Linked DNA regions of Homo sapiens: region 2 is linked to region 1. The links are chromatin contacts, found by Hi-C or POLR2A ChIA-PET in ENCODE. All regions are on one chromosome and are shown on one strand. Each heading gives the region's core, a stretch centred on a gene start or an enhancer-like site at or near the end of the contact. The rest is flanking DNA. Distances are from core to core; before and after follow the strand shown. Region 1 overlaps GPR31 (G protein-coupled receptor 31). Region 2 has its middle 27 kb from the start of TTLL2.

Region 1 (4,146 bases), core at 615-3,114:
ACAGTGGAAGAGTAGAAGGGCAAGCAAGTGTTTGTGAAAGAGAAAGCACAAGGGGCCAGGCTCAGTTTATAACAACCCATTCTTGCTATAACTAACCCATTTATTCATGTGGGTGGGGCTCCATGACCTAATCACTTCCTAAAGGCCTCACCTCCTGCCCTCTTAGAATGACAATTAAGTTTCACCTTGAGTTTTGGAGAGGACATTCAAATCACAGCAGGCTGATTATGAGGAAGCGAAGATAAAACAGCCAGGGCCGTATAGGAGTGCCTGTCACATTCTTGTAAAGGAAGGTCATTAGCTGAACTGGGTTTTGAAATGTCAGAGAGTGAAGGAGTAAGGGAGCATTACCTGCAGAGAAAGAAGAAAACAAGAGGGCTGGGCTCTCTGTGTAACAGCAGCATTGCTGCAATGCTGGGAGGAAGGCAGGAGAAAGGGTCTTACTCAAGGAAGACAAAAGAGAAGGTATTTCGCTCTTCTGTTTTCACTGTACTTTTGATTTCTCACCACAAACCACACAATATTTTTTAAGGGTCCCCCTTTTATTGAAAAATCTTGCGCCATTTGTGGAGAGGAGAATGTGGCCTTCTAAGTTACACCGAGGGAAACGTTGATCACTCCTCTGCATGTCGGGCAGGGTCTGGCCTGCAAGCAGCTGAATTCCCCTGGGTGGTTTTGAGTGGCACTTTTGTGTGCTTGTTCAGCCGTCCCCACAGTCCCTTGAAGAAGGTGCAACCATCTTCATTTTTTTTCAGGTAAAAAAGTAGACATCATGTGTTGTTGTGCCCAAGACCACACAGCTAAAGAGCAGCAGAGATAAGACCCAAACCGAGGGCCTACAAGCTTCCAGTCCAGTGAACCGTAAACCAAAATGTGGAGTATGAGACGAGCGGAGATGCTGCAGTTTCCTAGACTTAAAGACTGTAGGCCTTCAGTTTGAGTCTTATCTCTGCTGCTCTTTAGCTGTGTGATGGAATGGGAGGTTCAGGCTCCTGTTCTAATTGCAGAGCTTGGTGGCATGAGAGGAGATGATCCAATGGCACATGGAGCTGTCACGAGGACGCTCTGCCACTGATCACGGTCATGCTGACAGAATTCCTGGATACACTTGTCCTCTAACCTGCGATTTCAGTGACAAAGAAGACTTAAAAATGGAGATGGCCTGTGAGCTCATGGACTAGAGTGTGGTGTGGCCACATCGTACACTTATTGTCGGCCTGGTTGTAGTGTCCAGGTTCCAGCTACAGAGATTTCTTCTTAGTTTCTGAAGATACTAAGCATTTCCTGATTTTCAAAGAAGCACTTTTCCACTGCACATCCATTAGGATGGCTACTATAAAAACAGACAAACAAGCTGGAGAAGAACAAGTGTTGGTGAGGATATGAAGAAACTGGAACCCTTGTGTGCTGCTGGTGGGAATGCAAAAAGTGCAGCTGCTGTGAAAACAATATGGCAGTTCCTCACAACATCAAACACTGAATTGTCATATGATTCAGAAATTCCACTCCTGGGTATATCTGCAAAAGAACTCAACTAGGTCTCCAAGAGATGTTTGTACACCTGTGTTCACAACAGCACTATTTACAACAACCAAAAGGTGAATGTAACCCATGGATGCGTGGATAAGCAAAATGTGGTGTATGCAAGCAGTGGAATATCATTCATCCTTCAACAAAAAGGAAATTCTGACACAAGCCGTCACATGGGTGAGCCTTGAGGATATCATGCTAAGTAGAATAATCTAGCCATAAAAGGAAAATCCTATAGGTTTCCAGTCATAGGAGGAACATAGAGTGGTCAAATCCATAGCGAGAGAAAGTAGAGTGGTTGTTGACTGGGGCCGGGGAAACGGAAGTGGGGGGTTGCTATATAATGGGGCAGAGTTTCAGTTTTACCAGCCGAGGAGAGTTCTGGCGGTCGCCGGTGGTGGTGGTTGCACAGCAGTGTGATGTACTTAAAGGCACTGAATTGCACTTACAAATGATGAGAATGATACATTTTATGTATCTTTTACCACACACGCTAAAGAGGCATTATGAGGATGGCTATTATTTGAGGACCTCACAAGTACTTAGTGGAATGTTCTGGAAGCCCCTGGGAGTCACGAAATGCATTTCACAGTCCCCAGCCATGCTCACAGGCAAATGCAGAGTCCTTTTATTGTCCTGACCTTTAAATAAACCGAAAGTGTTGATTTTATTACTGGCAGAAATGATTATGAGAAGACAGAGGACGAGCTTTCTCTAGCTGTCACCCAGTAGATTTTAGAAAGAGAAACAACTAACGGAGTTTCCCAGCTGATAGCATTGCCTCCGTATGGACAAGAAATTCATCACTCCCGTGGAAACTGAAGCTCCTGGCTGTCTTTCCTGGATCTGCCAGAATTCTGACGGTGCCGATTTGCATGACTCTCAGACATGATGGTGCCCCTGCCTCATCACAGCAAGTGAGTCACGGGAGAAAAGAAACTGGAACTTGCTATTGGCAGCAAAACAGTCGTGGTCCTGAGACTCGCCATTCACCGTCTGTCCACACTTCCCTTTTGAGTCATTTCCTTATTCAGAGACAATAACGTGGAGAAGAATAAGACCCTTGTTATCTCATCTCTTTGAAGAAGAAACCCCATCTATGTGCAGTGCTGTGGATGCTCCTTTGATGAGATGGGGCTGGACACGTGAGAAACATCCCCGGAGGTGGGGGCCACTCGCGTGATCCTCAGCCTCCCAAGGGACAAGAAAAGTCCCATTTCATAGATGTGAGAAGCGAAATGAGGCACACAGAATAGCCATAGGAGATCCCAAAAGGATCTGCTACACAAGAAGAATGATAATCAACCTTTGATTTAACAGAACTTTTCAACTTCCAGTTCATAAGACACCCTTCCCATGCCAGGTTCTGTGTTGAGAATACAGAGGGAAAAACTATGTCCCCAAAGCCCCCACAATCTGGTTGGGGAAGTAAGCAATGAAAATAGAATTGTGTGATCACTTAAAAACAGCAAATTAGTATTTACTGATGCTTATGACATACTGTGCTAAATGTTTTGTGTTATTTTACTTAATCCCCACCATAATCCCACGAGGTACATTTTACTATCCCCATTTTACAGAAGTCCCCTTCTGTCCCAGGTCACAGAGCTAAGAAGTGATGGGGCAGGATGTTGTTGCCCAGGCCCTGAGCCACTCACCCGGCGAGTCTTAGACCTGACTGCCCATTGATAGAATTAATGAGGGGACTTCAGACCTACCAGTGCCCAGGCTCCTCCCCAGGCCAACTGAACCAGAACGCCCGGGGCTGGCCGAGGTATCAGGGCTTCCTAAAAGCTCTGGACCCCCCAGGCCTGCAGCGCTGCATCAGGCACACCTGTGAGCAGAGTGGAGGGCTGCCAGCTCCACCCAGGAGATGTCAGAAAGAACTCGAGAGACAGCGGTGTGGAGCTGACACCACCCCAGATATAGGCGCATTTTGCCAGGCTAAAAATGCACACAGGGAAGGCAGAGTGTACAGAAAGTTGTGGTATCCTGGAGAAAAGACAGTGCATTCCCAGGGAAAAAGCCATAGATCAAGGGGTTTGGGAGAGTCTGTAGCCCCATGACATTCCCGCGCACAGTGCTGGACTGCAGAGCTTTTCCTGTGAGTGGAGGGGTGGGCTGTATCCCTCCAGTGGGAGCCTATTCCTACAGGGCATCTGTCCCCACCTGTGGGGGTCTATTCCTACAGGGCATCTGTCCCCACCTGTGGGGGTCTATTCCTACAGGGCATCTGTCAGGGGGCCATGCCACTTCACTGTGTGGATTCCACCTGTGCAGAGAGTTATGGATCTCAACATCCAACAGCAGAAAAACAGTTAAGAAACACCCATAGTGTCGACTATTGTGTAACCATGCAAAGAATGCTTATGGGGCATTTATTATGATATGAAAAATGATTCTGTCAAATGTTAGGTTTTTCAAAGCAGCACTTAAAATTATATATGCATTAAGATCAGGGGAAGAAAAATGAAGATATTTCCTTTCTGTTTCAAGGGAAGAAAACAGGCACAGTGTAGAACGAGTCCACATTAAAGAATTTTATTCAGACATTTCACAACTATCTGGTCACTGTTCCCTTCTTAGCCCTTTGAAATTCTATTCACTTAGGAGGAA
Region 2 (4,146 bases), core at 731-3,230, 200 kb after region 1:
AACCTGGGAGGCGGAGGTTGCAGTGAGCTGAGATCGCGCCACTGCACTCCAGCCTGGGAGACAGAGTGAGAGTCTGTGAAAAAAGAAAAAAAAAAAAAAGGCTGTGACTTGACCTGCATGGAGTTCAGAGAAAAGGCAGGAGAAAAAACATGTTCCGGGGAATTTAGACACGAGACTGGAATGAACACTTTGTTCATTGCCTGTTTTCACGCATTTATACATTTATACGTTCTCAACTCTGTTCCAGGAAAGATTTAAAGGACGCAAGTAAGAACGCAAGCCCGTCAAGGCTGCTCCGATTTTAAATGTCAGTTCAGCTCCTACTTTATGGGGTTTGGCAAATAGAGTTAAGGGCCTTTTCCTCAAATGCTCAAACATTCCAATGAGACTAAATCAAGCAACTGGAATCGCTTGAAAACCAGAGACCAGATTCCATTCTCCCTCCGTTTTTTTGAAATCTTCACTTCTTTATCACTAGCTGGGTTTCGATGACTCTTCAGGTGTAAAGGTCAACCTCACAGAAATGGGAAAACCTGTGTTGTTAGGAAGGATGGTTTTATGTGAGCATTTGAAGTTTTAGGGCAAGAATGGCCTCGGGCCATCTGTCAGGAGAAGCTGCCACATCTGGCAGTATCTCTCCTAGGGTGAAACGTGCGCAGATTAAATTGAAGTAATAACGAGCTCACGTGGAGTCTGAGACGAGACAGGAAATTTGTATGCACGGCATGTGCCTTCGGTGCCCGGGCTATGGAGGAAAGAACACAGACAGTCTTCCTGAGGTGGGGCAGACAAAACCGGTGAAAGTGAAGGAGAATTAAGGCGCTACACGGTGGTCATTCAAAAAGCCTCAGAATTCCCCTCCTAAGAAGATGGAACAGGCGTGCGTTTTCCTCCGTCCCGCAGGTGCAACCGGAAACCTCGGGCAGTGCCCATCAGACAAACGCAGGAAGACGAGAGGCGGAGAGAGGAAGCCCGGGGGAGCCGGGGGACCCTGAGAACGACAGGGTGGGGCGTTCCTGGGTTTTTTTTTTTTTGACTCTTCCACCCCAAACTGGGTGCTCACAAGGACGCGGAGGAAGACAGCCACCGCTGCTGTCTCCAGCCAGAGCACTGGGAGAGGCGCGGCTCCAGGAAACATTTCAAGGACCCTGGGAAATGGGTGGAGATCTCCGAATCTAAAAAACCTTCAGGAGACTGGAAGTGTTTTGAAGTTGAGGGTTGTGGTTCTTTCTCATTTGGTTTCAAAACAGGATCCCCATTTCCCTTAATGTAGGATTCGAAGGCATAAGCAGAAGAGGAAAGGGGTGTCAAGGTCAGAGCCGCCTAGAAGCAGAAGCGCAGGCCAGCGAGATGCTCTTCAGAGTGACTTCGCTGTGGGCTGCGGCAGGCAACAGAAGGAACTCAGCATCCACTGGCCACGATCCCCTCCCCGGAGCGGAGGACAGAGCCCAGTTTCTTCAGGCGGTGGCTCCAGCCAGCTCTGCCCCACAGGGAAGGAGCGCGCAGCTGCCACACACCGCAGGCAGCGCTGACAGACTCGGCCTTCCGGGAGCGCAGGCGGGTGGGGGGCGCCGCCCTTGTCGCTGTCCGGAGCCCCGCAGGCCCGTGGCCCCCTGCCTGGTTCTCCCGCCTCTGCAAGCCTAGCCTTCAGGACTCCGCCTCGCCCCCCTCTTTTCTGTTCGGAGACTCACGGGGCCGTCTGTCTGGACCACGTGTGCACATTTCTGACCACGATTCCTCCGCACACCAGCTACAGGCACCGCAGCGCTGGGGACGGCACAGCTGAACTGTGCTGGCAGCGAAGGGGCCTCACGGGGACGGCTCAGCTCCCTGAGGGCGCAACCCACCTGGTCCGGGGGCGGGGGGGGGGGTGAGGAATAAACTTCCGCGGTTTTCAGTGACCCAGTTTGTTGCATGGCACATGTTGGAAAGGTGAATCTGACCGCGTTGACCGCGTTACTTCAGAGATGCGCTGTGAGCTGCTTTGTGCCGCGAAATGACCTGTTTACCCGACAGCGCCCTCTGCAGCCCAGCGCCGGAACGGGCTTTTTCATGATGTTCCTGCGTTGTGTTTACAGCCTCCCTGCGAGGGGTTCGCACGCACAGGCGGACCTCGTTTTGTTGCGCCTTGCTCTATTGTGCCTCGCAGATACTGCACTTGTTTTTACAAATTGGAAGTTTGTGGTAACTCCGTTGGGGCACATCTGTGGGTCCCGTTTTCAAACAGCTTGTGCTCACTTCATATCTCTGTTTCACATTTTGGTAATTCTTGTAATATTTCGAATTTTTTCATTATCATTATATCTGTCATGGTGATCTGTACTTAGTGATCTTCGATTTTACTCTGTAATTGTTTTGGGGAACCAACAACTGCACCCACGTAAGACAGAAAACGTAATAAATGTCACGTGTGTTCCACATGCTCCACTGACCAGCTGCCCCCATCTCTCTCCCTCCCCTCAGGCCTCCCTATTCCCATTACACTATTAATAACCTACAACGGCCTCTAAGTGTTCAAGTAAAAGGAAGAGACACACATCTCTCACTTTAAATCGAAAGCTAGAGATGATTAAGCTTAGTGGGGAAAGCCTGTTCAAAGTTAAGATAGACTGAAAGCAAGGCCTTTTGCACCCAGGAGTTAGCTCAGTTGTGAATGCAAAGAAAAACCTCTTAAAGGAAATTAAAAGTGCTGCTTCAGTGAACACATGAATGACGAGAAAGTGAAACAGCTTTATTGCTGATATGGATCCCTCAAGCCAAAGCCTAATCCAGAGCAAGGCCTCAACTCTCTTCAGTTCCGCAAAGACTGAGAGGAGTGAGAAAGCTGTAGAAGAAAAGTTTGAATGTAGCAGAGGTTGGTTCATGAGGTTTAAGGAAATAAACCATGTCCATAACATAAAAGTGCAACATGAAGCAACAAGTGCTGATGGAGAAGCTGCAGCAAGTTATCCAGAGACCTAGCTAAGGTAAGTGATGGAGGTGGCCACACCAAACCACAGATTGTCAGTGTAGATGAAACAGCCTTCTGTTGGAAGAAGATGCCATCTAGGACTTTCATAGCTAGAGAGGAGAAGTCAATGCCTATCTTCAAACTTCCAAGGACAGGATGTCTCTTGCTAAGAGCTAATGCAGCTGGTGACTTAAACTTGCGGCCAATCTCATTTACTATTCCGAAAATCCTAGGGCCCTTAAGAATTTTGCTAAATCAGGAGGCCGAGGTGGGTGGATCACCAGAAGTCAGGAGTTTGAGACCAGCCTGACCAACATGGAGAAACCCCGTCTCTACTAAAAAAAAAAAAAATACAAAAAATTTGCCAAGCATGGTGGTGGGTGCCTGTAATACCAGCTACTCTGGAGGCTGAGAAAGGAGAATTGCTTGAATCCGGGAGGCGGAGGTTGCGGTGAGCCAAGATCATGCCATCATACTCCAGCCTGGACAACAAGAGTCAAACTCTGTCTCAAAAAAAAAAAAAAAAAAAAAAAAAAAAAAAAGAATTATGCTAAATCTACTCTGTCTTGGCTCTATAAGTAGAATAACAAAGCCGGATGGGAGCACATCTGTTTACAGAGTGGTTTACTGAATATTTTGAGGCCACTGTTGAGATCTACTGCTCAGAAAAAAAGACTATTTTCAAATTATTACTGTTCATTGACAATGCACCCAAGGGCTCTGATGGAGATGTGCAAGGAGAGGAATGTTGCTTTCATGCCTGCTAACACCACATCCATTCTGCAGCCCATGGATCAAGGAGTAATTTCAACTTTCAAGTCTTGTTACTTAAGAAATACATCTCAAAAGGCTATAGCTGCCATAGATAGTGATTCCTCAGATGGATCTGGGCAAAGTCAATTAAAAACCATCTAGAAAGGATTCACCATTCTAGATGCCATTAACAACATTCATGATTCACGGGAGGAGAACCAATATCAACATTAACAGGAGTTTAGAAGAAGTTGATTTCATTCCTCATGAATGATTTTGAGGGGTTCAAGCCTTCACTGCAGAAAGTAACTGTAGATGAGGTGGAAATAACAAAAGAACTAGAATTAGAAGTGGGGCCTAAAAATGTGACTGAATTGCTGCAATCTCAGGATAAAATTTGAACAGATCAGGAGTGGCTTCTTATGGTTGAGGAAAGAAAGTGG

What was found. A loop is a pair of places that touch in the nucleus more often than their neighbours do. ChIA-PET counts read pairs that join two places held with the same protein, here RNA polymerase II (POLR2A). Pooled maps may share reads with other maps.
Region 2: a map with no recorded cell type shows a loop between it and region 1 (6-fold over the local background). The contact joins two enhancer-like sites. A Hi-C loop is called at or near these places in 1 of 37 single-sample maps with no recorded cell type and 4 of 50 pooled maps. POLR2A ChIA-PET finds 5 or more read pairs at or near these places in 3 of 52 experiments (all WTC11).

The regions. Positions count from the first base shown.
Region 1 is chr6:167,151,192-167,155,337 of GRCh38, forward strand. GPR31 (G protein-coupled receptor 31) reads right to left here. Exons shown (of 1, transcript NM_005299.3): 1 at 4,056-4,146. Among named protein-coding and RNA genes, the nearest start is that of GPR31, 4.7 kb to the right of the region's middle. Within about 2 kb of position 1,865, at least 7 of the 41 ENCODE cell types and tissues checked have a DNase peak (open chromatin) inside an H3K27ac peak, as active enhancers do.
Region 2 is chr6:167,349,536-167,353,681 of GRCh38, forward strand. No RefSeq gene overlaps it. Among named protein-coding and RNA genes, the nearest start is that of TTLL2, 27 kb to the left of the region's middle. RefSeq lists enhancers at 1,444-2,122, 1,946-2,240 and a silencer at 1,464-1,733. Within about 2 kb of position 1,981, at least 16 of the 41 ENCODE cell types and tissues checked have a DNase peak (open chromatin) inside an H3K27ac peak, as active enhancers do.